2 separate regions of the Homo sapiens genome follow, and region 2 is linked to region 1. The links are chromatin loops, found by intact Hi-C in ENCODE. Cell type or tissue: dorsolateral prefrontal cortex. All regions are shown on one strand. Each heading gives the region's core, and the rest is flanking DNA. Links, peaks and the distances in the headings are about the cores only.

Region 1 (5,382 bases), core at 226-5,225:
ACAGAGTTCTCTGGGGGATTTGAGATCCATTGGAAAGTTTCTGGCACTGTTGAGTCAGCAGGGTTGGCCTCTCATGACAAGCTCCAGCTCTCTCTGTTTATCATCTGCCTCAGTGGCCAAGCCTCTGGGGAGCAGTCCTGGCTACAAGGACTTTGCTGCATCTCAAACTTGGGCCACCTTCCAAACCTGGCTTTCTGTTATTTTGTGCCTGCTATGCTCTATACCATGGGCAAGGGGCTTTAGATGTGATCTCTTTTAAGCCACAGAGGCCCTACCAGGTAGGTGTTATCTCTGCTTGACAGAAAAAGAAACTGAGACTCAAAAAGGAACAAAAGTTTACGTGGCCAGTAAGTGGCAGAGCTAGGGGTTGAATCCAGCTCTGTCTCACTCCAGATCTCTTGCACTTTTTTACCATAGCCGCCAAACATTATCTTGGAAAAATGAACATTTTAGTGGTTTTTCTGTAGAGCTTTTGAGTGGCCTTATATTCATGCTTGATTTCCACTGGAAAAGCTAGCACATGATGGAAATGTTGGAACTAGGGAAAGAATAGAAGACAGGGGCCCCAAAAGAGGACATACCACTCAGATAAGATGTGATGTGAAACTCATCTTTTGAGCATAAACAGATGGCACAGTTGTGCCTAGAATTTCCACGTTGCCTTTGGCTGTATGGGTCTTCTTAATGGGATATCTAAGAAATTCTAACATCTTTTCTTGATTAGTAAAGCTAGTGTTTGTTCATGAAAGTAAGGGAACCATGGAATGATTTTAACCTGTAACCTACATAATGTTTGTGGCTTTAGAAGCATATATTGTTTCCCTTGGGCCAAGCGCGTTTGCCTAAATATTATTTAAATAGTGCATCCTTGACTTTGGTGGTTGAGGTAGGGGCTCTAAGGGTGAAATTCTCATTCCACAGGCGTTTTGTTTATTTTGTGGTTCACAAAGGACAAGGGGCTCTTTAAAAATTTTTTCCTCAGCAATCTGGGGACTAGAATCATTAAAATAGAAGGCTTCCTAGAAGTCACTTAGGTTAATTAAAATTTAAAATTTACTCTCCTGGTCAAAGAAAACCTTTGCATGCAGCCCATGTTGACTGAGGGCCTACTATGTGCTAGGCACAGCACTGCAGCTTTGCAGGACTTGGTTACTTTTCTTGGCTGCTCCCTCTCCAGCCTTCTCTCGCACCACCTCCTCTTGCTTCCCAAGCTCCCAGCTCCAAACACTTGAGCTTCTTTGAGCTTTTGAACATGCCAAGCCCCTCCTTCCCTCTGGGCCTTTGCCTATGATGTTCCGTCAGCCTGGAATCCCCCTTCTCCACTGTTTTCTCTGATGGCTTTTCCTCCTCCCTCACACATACTCCCCTTAGAGATGCTTTCTGTACCTCCAGAGGGAAAAAGCCTCATTCTCCATCATGCTTTCTTTCTAAGCACATTGTTTTTTTATTCTTCCAAACACTTCTAATTTGTAAATATATATTTGTTTCCTTATTTACTCTCTTTCTCTTCTGTTAGTCTTTAAACTGTGTGGGGGCAAAGGCCAAGTCTGATTTGCTCACCAGAATATCCTTAGCATTTAGCATGATTCCTGGCATGTAGTAGGCAGGGACTCAGTAAATACAGTCATGTGCCACATAACATTTCACTCAACAACAAACCGCGTAAAGGATGGTGGTTCCCATATGTTATAATACCATATTTTTACTGTGTCTTTTCTATGTTTAGGTATTTGTAGATACCCAGATACTTACCATCGTGTTATTATAGCTTACAGCATTTAGTACAGTAACAAGGCGTACAGGTTTGTAGCCTAGGAGCAACAGGCTATACCACATAGCCTGAGATTATAGTAGGTATCCCATCTAGGTTCATATGAGTATACTCTATGATGCTCACACAAGGATGGGATCACCTAAAAATGTATTTCCCAAACTGTGTCTTATTGTTAAGTGACACAAGATGGTATTTATTGATTTTTGAATAGGTATATCTCCAATTGATGAAACTAAAGGTCAGAGAGGTAATGTGACTCTCAAAGTTACCCACCTAGTGAATGGCAGAGGTATGACACTAATCTAGTTCCTGACTCTCAAATCCAGTGTTGCTTCACTTTACGGTGTCGTGTGACATTTATTTTAAGAACATAGCTTTCCTACCACACTGTTGGGATGATAGAAGTAGGTTATTTTGGCTGTAATAGTTATGTCTTAGCTCAAGAAATGAGAAAGTGAAAGAACAAGGTACCCAAACACACTAGACCAAGAACACTTTGAGGGAGACAACAACATGTTCTCTATTAGTTGGGAGCTTCTTGGGCTCAGGAGTCATCACTTTCCAAAGGCTGGCAGTGCTGTGACCAGAGAGAATCATTTAGCATTATTTAGTCAACTCAGAGAGAAAGCTGGATTAACTCCTTTTTCTGTGTCCCAGAGCAGACAGCACATGGCTTTGTCTTCTGAGGATACGTGGGCCATGAAGACAAATATTGAACAGCTCTTTAGGTGAGTGAGAAGGTTGATTTGGCAGCATGAGAATGCAGAGAGCTGCCTGCTCTCTTGCTGTGCCTGAAATGACCTTTTTGTGCATGAAATGAGAGATACTGAGCATGGCTGTTGGAGGCCAGTAGGCTCTAAAGAGGTAGAAGAGACATCTGGAACAAGCTCTAGAAAGTAGGCTTTTGATCTCCCCCAGGATGCTGATAAACAAAGCCTATTTTCCCTTTCCTCTGATGAAAAGCTTTATTGTGGCTTTCACTCACTGTGAATCATGATGTTAGAGTGGCATTGTTCTGCCTCTTGGCTTGCTGTTGAGACTGCTGTGTCAGGCCTGAGCTGGTGCCCCAAAGTCCCTCCAGAGTTCTTGCTTTGCCAAGGCCAAGCTAGCAGAACTGTGGGAGGAGTGATAGGCCTGCACATCTCCAAAGCCCCCTTTGGATTCAGCAGTTAATTTCTGGGTTCTGCATTTAACACAGATCCAAATGCTTTTTTAAAAAACATTTTTTCTTTTTGAGACAGAGTCTCACTCTGTCATCCAGGCTGGAGTGCGGTGACAGGATCTCGACTCACTGCAACCTCCGCCTCCCGGATTCAAGCGATTCTCATGCCTCAGCCTCCCGAGTAGCTGGAGCTACAGGTGCGCGCCACCACGCCCAGCTACTTTTTTTTGGTATTTTTTTTTTCTTCAGTAGAGACTGGGTTTCACCATGTTGGCTAGGCTGGTCTTAAATCCTGACCTCAAGTGATCCATCTGCCTCAGCCTCCCAAAAGGATGGGATTACAGGCCTGAGCCACCGCACCTGGCCCCAGATGTTTTTAGATAAAAGTTAATTATTTGCTTCATCTCTTCCTGCTAATCAGTGTCTTTCACAGCTCATGTATGAGCCTTGCACTTAGAGCTGCAAGTGTGCAAGTGACCTGCACACTTAGAGCTAGGGGAATGGTTACATTCTATCTAGTTTTGCTCATGATAATTTTGGTCACGAAGGAGATGCTAAAATTTTCTTTTTTTTCCCCACATTTTATTCTTTTTTATTCTGTAGATTTAACATGTCAATTATATCTTTATTTTTATTTATTTATTTTTTAAAATTTTATTATTATTTATTGTTCCTTCTAAGACACACAGTGCTGTGGTTTACCATGTGCTCCATGGACTTACACTTAAATCACAGACAGTAACAGCAGGAAGGGATTTATTGGTCATCTTTTCAAGGAGTTTCCACCCTGGGCTGTGGGCAAGTTTGGGAAAGGGGTGGGGTAGATGGAGCTCCTTCTTCTCCCATCTAAGTAGCTATTCTTTGTTTTACATATTGAACTTCTATTTGAATTGTTGCTTGATTAAAAGGCTCATGGCAGCTGGGCACAGTGGCTCATGCCTGTAATCCCAGCACTTTGGGAGGCTGAGGTGGGCGGATCACCTGAGGTCGGGAATTTGAGACCAGCCTAACCAACATGGAGAAACCCCGTCTCTGGTAAAAATACAAAACTAGCTGGGTGTGGTGGTGCATGCTTGTAATCCCAGCTACCCAGGAGGCTGAGGCATGAGAATCGCTTGAACCCGGGAGGTGGAGGTTGCAGTGAGCTGAGATCATGCCATTGAACTCCAGTCTGGGCAAAAAAGAGCAAAACTCCGTCTCAAAAAAAAAAAAAAAAAGAAAGAAAGAAAAGCACACACACGCAAAAAAAGGCTCATGGCTTAAAACCATGGTTTGACAAACTCTATTCTAATTCAAATCCTCCAAGGAGGCAATGGTAATCCAAATGAATCCTTACAGAAATTCTTAGAGGGAATTCTGTTGTTTTTAATTTTGTCTGAATTGTATCCATATAGTAGAATGTTTATAGGATTCTGTACAAGTATATGTATATTTTAATATGCACACATAATACACATACACATGTATGTATATGTGTAAGGCCAGGTTCCAATGCTCACATCTTTAAAGAAGGAGTTGATATCCTTCTATCTAGAAGTAATCTTGCATTGCCTTTTAGTGTACTACTTAATCTTTTTTTCTCTTAAAGTTATTTTACTTTGCCTTGAATTGTAATTAGTTGTGTACATTTCTTTCTCTGCTATACTCTAAGCTTTTTAAGGTCTAAGACACTTAACTCTTTACCTTTGTAACCTCTATAACACCTAATAATGTGCTCTGCCACACATGCAATTAAGGAATCTGTAGTTTATTTGAGAAGAATCATAAAGTAGAAAAAAAATTGAAATGGGGGCCCAGTTGGTAAGATGTTATTATGAAGTCAAATATATAGTATATTATTATGAAGCCAAAATTTCATGCTTGGGCCTCATAAGAACCTAATTTATTTTTCATACAGAAAAATGTCACGTGACCAAGATTCTATCTTGACCAACTATCTCGCAGATTTATGCTGTTATTCAAAAGATGGGACAGAGAAGATGGTACTTATGGCTCAGTGCAAATTAACTTCCATCACTGAAAAAAACAACTTTAGTTATAGGGCTTATCATAGAAGGCCAGTAATGTCAGTGATATAAAGGACTGCATGTGGGTGAGACGCTAGAGTCCACTCTTGCACTAATGATCTAGAACGTAGATTGTTAACATGGACTATTGAGTCTTGACAGAACTCAACTCACATGCAAATTAAATTGAATAGAATTTATAAAGACAAGGGTCAAGGAAAGTAGCCATGTGACCAACCAGTCAGTAAGAGAAATGTGAGCATTGGCAGATTTCAATGGTTCACGTACCCAATTCTTGGTGTCAAATCATTTTCTAAATTGTAAAATGACAGGAAAGAGATATGGTATGTTGAATAACATAATTCAGACAACATTTATTGAATGTCTACTACCTATAAGGTATTACTATCTATAAGACACTATCTTTAACTATCTAGAAG
Region 2 (5,382 bases), core at 105-5,104, 100 kb before region 1:
CAAAATACTTTATATTCACGTGATAGAGTTCCTTAAGATAGGGAATCCAGAGCAGAGCTGGAGGGCTTAGCCTTAAAATGGAAAAGTCTCACCCTTTGCTCTAAGAAAATAGAAAGGTAGCTATAGGTATAGGAATAATAATAGGTGTGGGAGAAAGATTGTGAGGGAGTTGATATTTGATAGCTTTGATTATCTGGGTCAAATAAAAGCTGGGGTACCTTTTGAAATTGAGTATGAAAAGTTGGAACAGCTATAATAGCACATTATAAAAGGAGCTAATCAAAAACCAACCAGTCAACCAATTAACCAACCAAATAAAAACCTCCATAAAAATATTACTGTGGTTGAAGCTACTGCATATGGTTGCCTAGCTTATGTAATGCACAAGAGTAGAGACACCAATAATATTCTCATGATAGTTTACCTGAATGATATTCCAAGGGTTGTGAAGTTTACAACCTCAACTGTACATGGAAGCCTTAGCTACAGGCTAGCCTGAAATTAGAAACCATTAATTTGCAGTAAGAACACTTGGCAGGTTTATGTGATTTTTTTTTTTTTCTCTAAGAGTGAGTCTTTGGGTTGATCCACAATATCCAAAGTTAGAGTGGACTTTTGGGAGCCATGGAGTAGTAAGACAAGAGGGCTGAATGTTGAAAATGATTGTTAGAGGGCAACAGAAATGACACACTTTAATCTTTATTCTAGCTCAGAGCTCTGTATGTTCTCCTGTTGCTGTACTGCAAGTATTATTGGTTTGTCTGATGCTTCCACAAGGTGTAAGCTCCATAAAGTGACCAGGCTTGATGTTTGTGCTTAGATCAGCACCTGCACATAGTAAGGACTCCATAAATCTCTGCTGGATAGACTGATAGAAAGATGAGGCTTTATGGGGAAGGAAGTTACATCATCAAGGAGTTATGCACCAGGGAGAAAGGAAAGATATGGTGTATATTTGAGTTTCAAGGGCTGGTGAAGTAGGAATAAGGGTGTGAATGAGCTGGAGGGAAGGGGTTTATGGCCAGAGATGAGTATATCAGTGTTTGATATTTTAGAATTAGTACAACCCTGTGAAGTGACAATTCCTTAGATATTGCCTGGGCAGTAGGTGCTGAGGGAGAGAGGAGGTAAAGAGACAGAGAGGAAGACCAAGTGCTCAGGTGCTAGGCAGCTTGTCTGGGTGACTGAAGAAATGTCACACAGGAAGATGTGGGCACTTGGAGGACTGTGTACCCCGCGCAAGTGTCCTCAGGGAGTGACAAAGAGTGGCTACAAGGTAGAGAGATAACAAGGAGGGCCAGAGGGGGCTGAAACGCATGGCTTAAAGCTCAAAGAAGAAAGGCTTTTGCATGAGGGAGTAAGGAGAACGTTCTAGAAAAGACAACAGTGTGCATCATATAGCTGTTTTCATTTAACAGGATGAAGGAGAGATGGCCTGAGTTCAGTCAGGGGGTTATTCTATTTGTACTGATATGGTTGTGTTGCTTTAGTCCTTACCCTGAACACCATATCTCTTTTTATATATAATAAATAATAATCGTAATAAGGGTTTGATATTTTAATAAAATTACACCATTACAGAAAAAGCATAATCTACTGGATTTTATCCTATTACCAATACGTTTTTCTATGCCTGAGGAAAGCTGATCCCGTTAACCCCTGGAACCATGACAAGAAGAGTATCTAGAAAGAAATGCTTCTGCTAGGCAGCGTTGTAAACTCAAACCGACAAACTGCCAGCAGATTGCATAGCTTCCAATAGCTAAACGCCAGAGGAGTGCGATCACAGCAGCTCTGGCTTGTTACATAAATTACATGCACAGCAGGTTCAAATGCTCCTAAAGCATCAAGAACGTTCTCCTTGACATATATTAGCATAAGTATTTCCATCTCATTTTCCCTCTGGATCTTATGCTTTACAAACCCTATCTGTAGTTTCCTCTTTATGTTTTCTCAGTTTTCCTGGATGCACGCAGGCTATGCCCCCTCACCCCCAAGCTACTCTTCGCACAGCACACCTGTATAGAGGGGGTCTGCCCCTAGTGGAGTTTCTGTCGTAGCCCTGTGGACAGAGCATGTCCACCCTGGTTCTTGGATGTCCTGAGTTGTGCTGTTTGAGTCTGCAGAGATTCTCACTGCACATTTAGGCTGAGTCTGTGTGGAAATACTCCCCTTCTCTCCGACTTTTAATTAAGAATGACTCTTTACCCATTTAACCTTTTAATGTCCTTTATAGCACTTTACACATTCAGATATAATCTTGTTAAACTTTTATTTTCTTTTGCTTATTTTTGTTTCTCCCACTAGAAGGTAAGTTCCATGAAGGCAGAGATCCTGTGCTTTGCTTAGTGTTGAATCTCCAGGGCTGGGCCTGGCACTTGAGGCCACTCAATAAGTAGCACTTTTTAGCCAGTATTTGTCAGTTGTTTCTATATTAAATCGAAGATTAAAGTACATACTTCATAGAGTTCTTGTGATGATAAAATGAGATGATATATCTGTCACATGAGTTAATAGTCCCAATAAGTGGCCGGTGGTAATTGGACACATTCTGGAGCCCTTGTTGAGGGCCTGTCTTTAAGAAATCTAAACTGATAGCAAAGACTTGGAACCAACCCAAAAGTCCAACAATGATAGACTGGATTAAGAAAATGTGGCACATATACACCATGGAATACTATGCAGCCATAAAAAATGATGAGTTCATGTCCTTTGTAGGGACATGGATGAAATTGGAAAACATCATTCTCAGTAAACTATCGCAAGAACAAAAAACCAAACACTGCATATTCTCACTCATAGGTGGGAATTGAACAATGAGATCACTTGGACACAGGAAGGGGAATATCACACTCTGGGGACTGTTGTGGGGTGGGGGAGGGGGGAGGGATAGCATTGGGAGATATACCTAATGCTAGATGACGAGTTAGTGGGTGCAGTGCACCAGCATGGCACATGTATACATATGTAACTAACCTGCACAATGTGCACATGTACCCTAAAACTTAAAGTATAATTAAAAAAAAAAAAAAGAAATCTAAACTGAGAAGTGAAGTGACAGCAGCTGTCAGCTTCCCACTTGCCCTCCCCTGCCTGGGCACTAGGTGGCACTCTGGAGGGAGACCAAGAAGAGGCTGTTACCTGGTGTTCAGAGAAGAATGAAGGTGGGAGAGAAACTGACTTATTTATACATCTGTTTTTGTTCTTGTTCTCTTTGTGTCTGTGTGGCTTGGCAATCTTTTCCTCACTGGCTTCTAGTTTTAGAAGTATACTCTGTTTGATTAAAGCAGGTTTCACATGGTTGATTTGCCGTTTTTCCATTCTTTCTTTTAAATATCCTCCTTATACCTAGCTGATTGATTCATAGCATCTTCGTATAATGTTATCTCATAATGTTGTTGCCAAGGCCTGGAATTGGAGTGAGCGGCTCCGTGTTTAGAATATAATTACTTTGCACCAGCTTGGAATGTGCCAAAATAATGACCAGATGAACAATTATAATGGGCGATATAGCTAATTGTGGCAGATCAGCAGAGAACACTGATCATATCACTAAAATCAACAGCAGAAACCTGGGCATTGGCTGGTGCAACCGATTCATTGCATTTATGAAGTGCTGTTTTGCGTGTTCCCCTCTAAGAGGAGCCAGGACCTGTGGGAGGTGGAAAAGTAGCAGAGGTCATGGGTGCTGCCCTTGATGTTACTGTCATGTTGGGAGAGAAAACAGACTGGGACGTAACAATTGAGGACTGTGTTAAAACAACAACAACTATGTTCACTTTGCTTAATAAAGCAAAGGGGTAATCTCTTTGGATGCAGGAAGACTTCTTGGAGTAGGTGAGCTTAGGGTTTGTTCTTGAGGCAAGTGGTAAGATTTGGGCTGACAGGGTTAAAGACATCGGAAAGGAACTTGAAATGCCAAAGCTGAGGAATAAGCAAGATGTGTACTGGGCTCCTCAAGGAGAGAAGGGTTGTGACACCTTGGTATATGGGACATGTGTTTGCAGAGGACAGAAGGGCTAGCTGACTCATGTTTGAATCTGAGGTTGGTCGGTTTTGAATTACTCTGGCAGTCCTTGGGGAGTTCATGGTATCTTTTTTCCCTTTAAGTATAAAAGGCTATAACAGCATTAAAGAAAATTATAATAAAAAAATTGTTCATTACATATCACTCTATCCCAGGAGTCAGCAAACTACAGGGCAAATCTAACCCACCATTTGTTTTTGGACACCCCATGAGCTAAGAATGGTTTTTACTTTTTTGAATAGTTGATGAAAGTCAAAAGAGAGGGATAATATTTTGTGACATGAGAAAATGATATGAAATTCAAATTTTAGCATCCATAAATAAAGTTTTGTTATAACCCGGGCATGTTTCTTCATCTGGATATTTTTTTCTTTTTTTTTTTTTCCTTTTTTTTGAGATGGAGTCTTGCTCTGTGGCCCAGGCTGGAGGGCAGTGGCGTGATCTCGGCTCACTGCATGCCTCCTGGGTTCACGCCATTCTCCTGCCTTAGCCTCCCGAGTAGCTGGGACTACAGGTGCCCACCACCATGCCTGGCTAAATTTTTTTTTGTATTTTTAGTAGAGACAGGGTTTCAGTGTGTTAGCCAGGATGGTCTCGATCTCCTGACCTTGTGATCCGCCCGCCTCAGCCTCCCAAAGTGCTGGGATTACAGGTGTGAGCCACTGTGCCCCACCTCCATCTAGATATTTTCTATGGCTGCTTTTGGACTATAATGGCAGCATTGAGTAGTTGTGACAGAGACTGTATGGCCAGCAAAGCCTGATGTCTGGCCCTCTACAGAAAATGTTTGTTGACCCCTGCCTTAACTCAATGATTTTTCATTTCTGCTTATTTCCTTCCTGTCTTTATCTAAAATGTGCACATAATTTACATAGCCATATTCATTTTTGTCTACAGCTTTTCTTTGTCAAACATTCTTCTATAGTAGTCATCATAACTAATTTTAATGAGCATGTATTTCTGTACTGCTTTATAATGTAAAAAATGCTTTGTATCCATTATCTTTTTTTTTTTTTTTAAAGAGACAGGGTCTTACTCTGTTGCTAGAGTATCACAGCTCACTGCAGCCTTGAACTCCTGGGCTTCAGTGATCCTCCCGTCTCAGCCTCCTGAGTAGCTGGGACCACAGGCATGTACCACCACACTCGGGCTAATTTTTTCCTTTTTTTTTTTTTTAATAGGGATGGGGTCTCACTATGTGGCCCAGGCTGGTCTCAAACTCCTGAGCTCAAGCAATCTGCCCCCAACCCCTACCCCAAAGTGCTGGGGTTACAGGCATCAGCCACCATGGAGGGCAATTATCTCGATTTATTATGACAAAAACTCATGTGATAAGATGGAGTGTTCTCATTCCA

The links. A loop is a pair of places that touch in the nucleus more often than their neighbours do. Peaks named below come from ENCODE experiments on the same cell type or tissue, not always from the same donor. Only the 100,000 strongest peaks of a DNase experiment are listed, where the experiment ranks them.
Region 2: a loop joins it to region 1, with 2.0 times the contacts of the local background. A loop is called at or near these places in 1 of 110 quality-filtered maps.

What each region holds. Positions count from the first base shown.
Region 1 is chr1:210,848,137-210,853,518 of GRCh38, reverse strand. The region is part of intron 7 of KCNH1 (potassium voltage-gated channel subfamily H member 1); the gene reads left to right. Among named protein-coding and RNA genes, the nearest start is that of KCNH1-IT1, 280 kb to the left of the region's middle. In dorsolateral prefrontal cortex, for the core only: a CTCF peak has its summit at 2,694; a DNase peak (open chromatin) is centred at 2,828; H3K27ac peaks cover 4,327 bases.
Region 2 is chr1:210,947,867-210,953,248 of GRCh38, reverse strand. All of the region lies in intron 6 of KCNH1 (potassium voltage-gated channel subfamily H member 1), which reads left to right. Among named protein-coding and RNA genes, the nearest start is that of KCNH1-IT1, 180 kb to the left of the region's middle. RefSeq lists a silencer at 2,988-3,282. In dorsolateral prefrontal cortex, for the core only: a CTCF peak has its summit at 3,121 (motif pointing right); DNase peaks (open chromatin) are centred at 1,786 and 3,127; H3K27ac peaks cover 2,577 bases.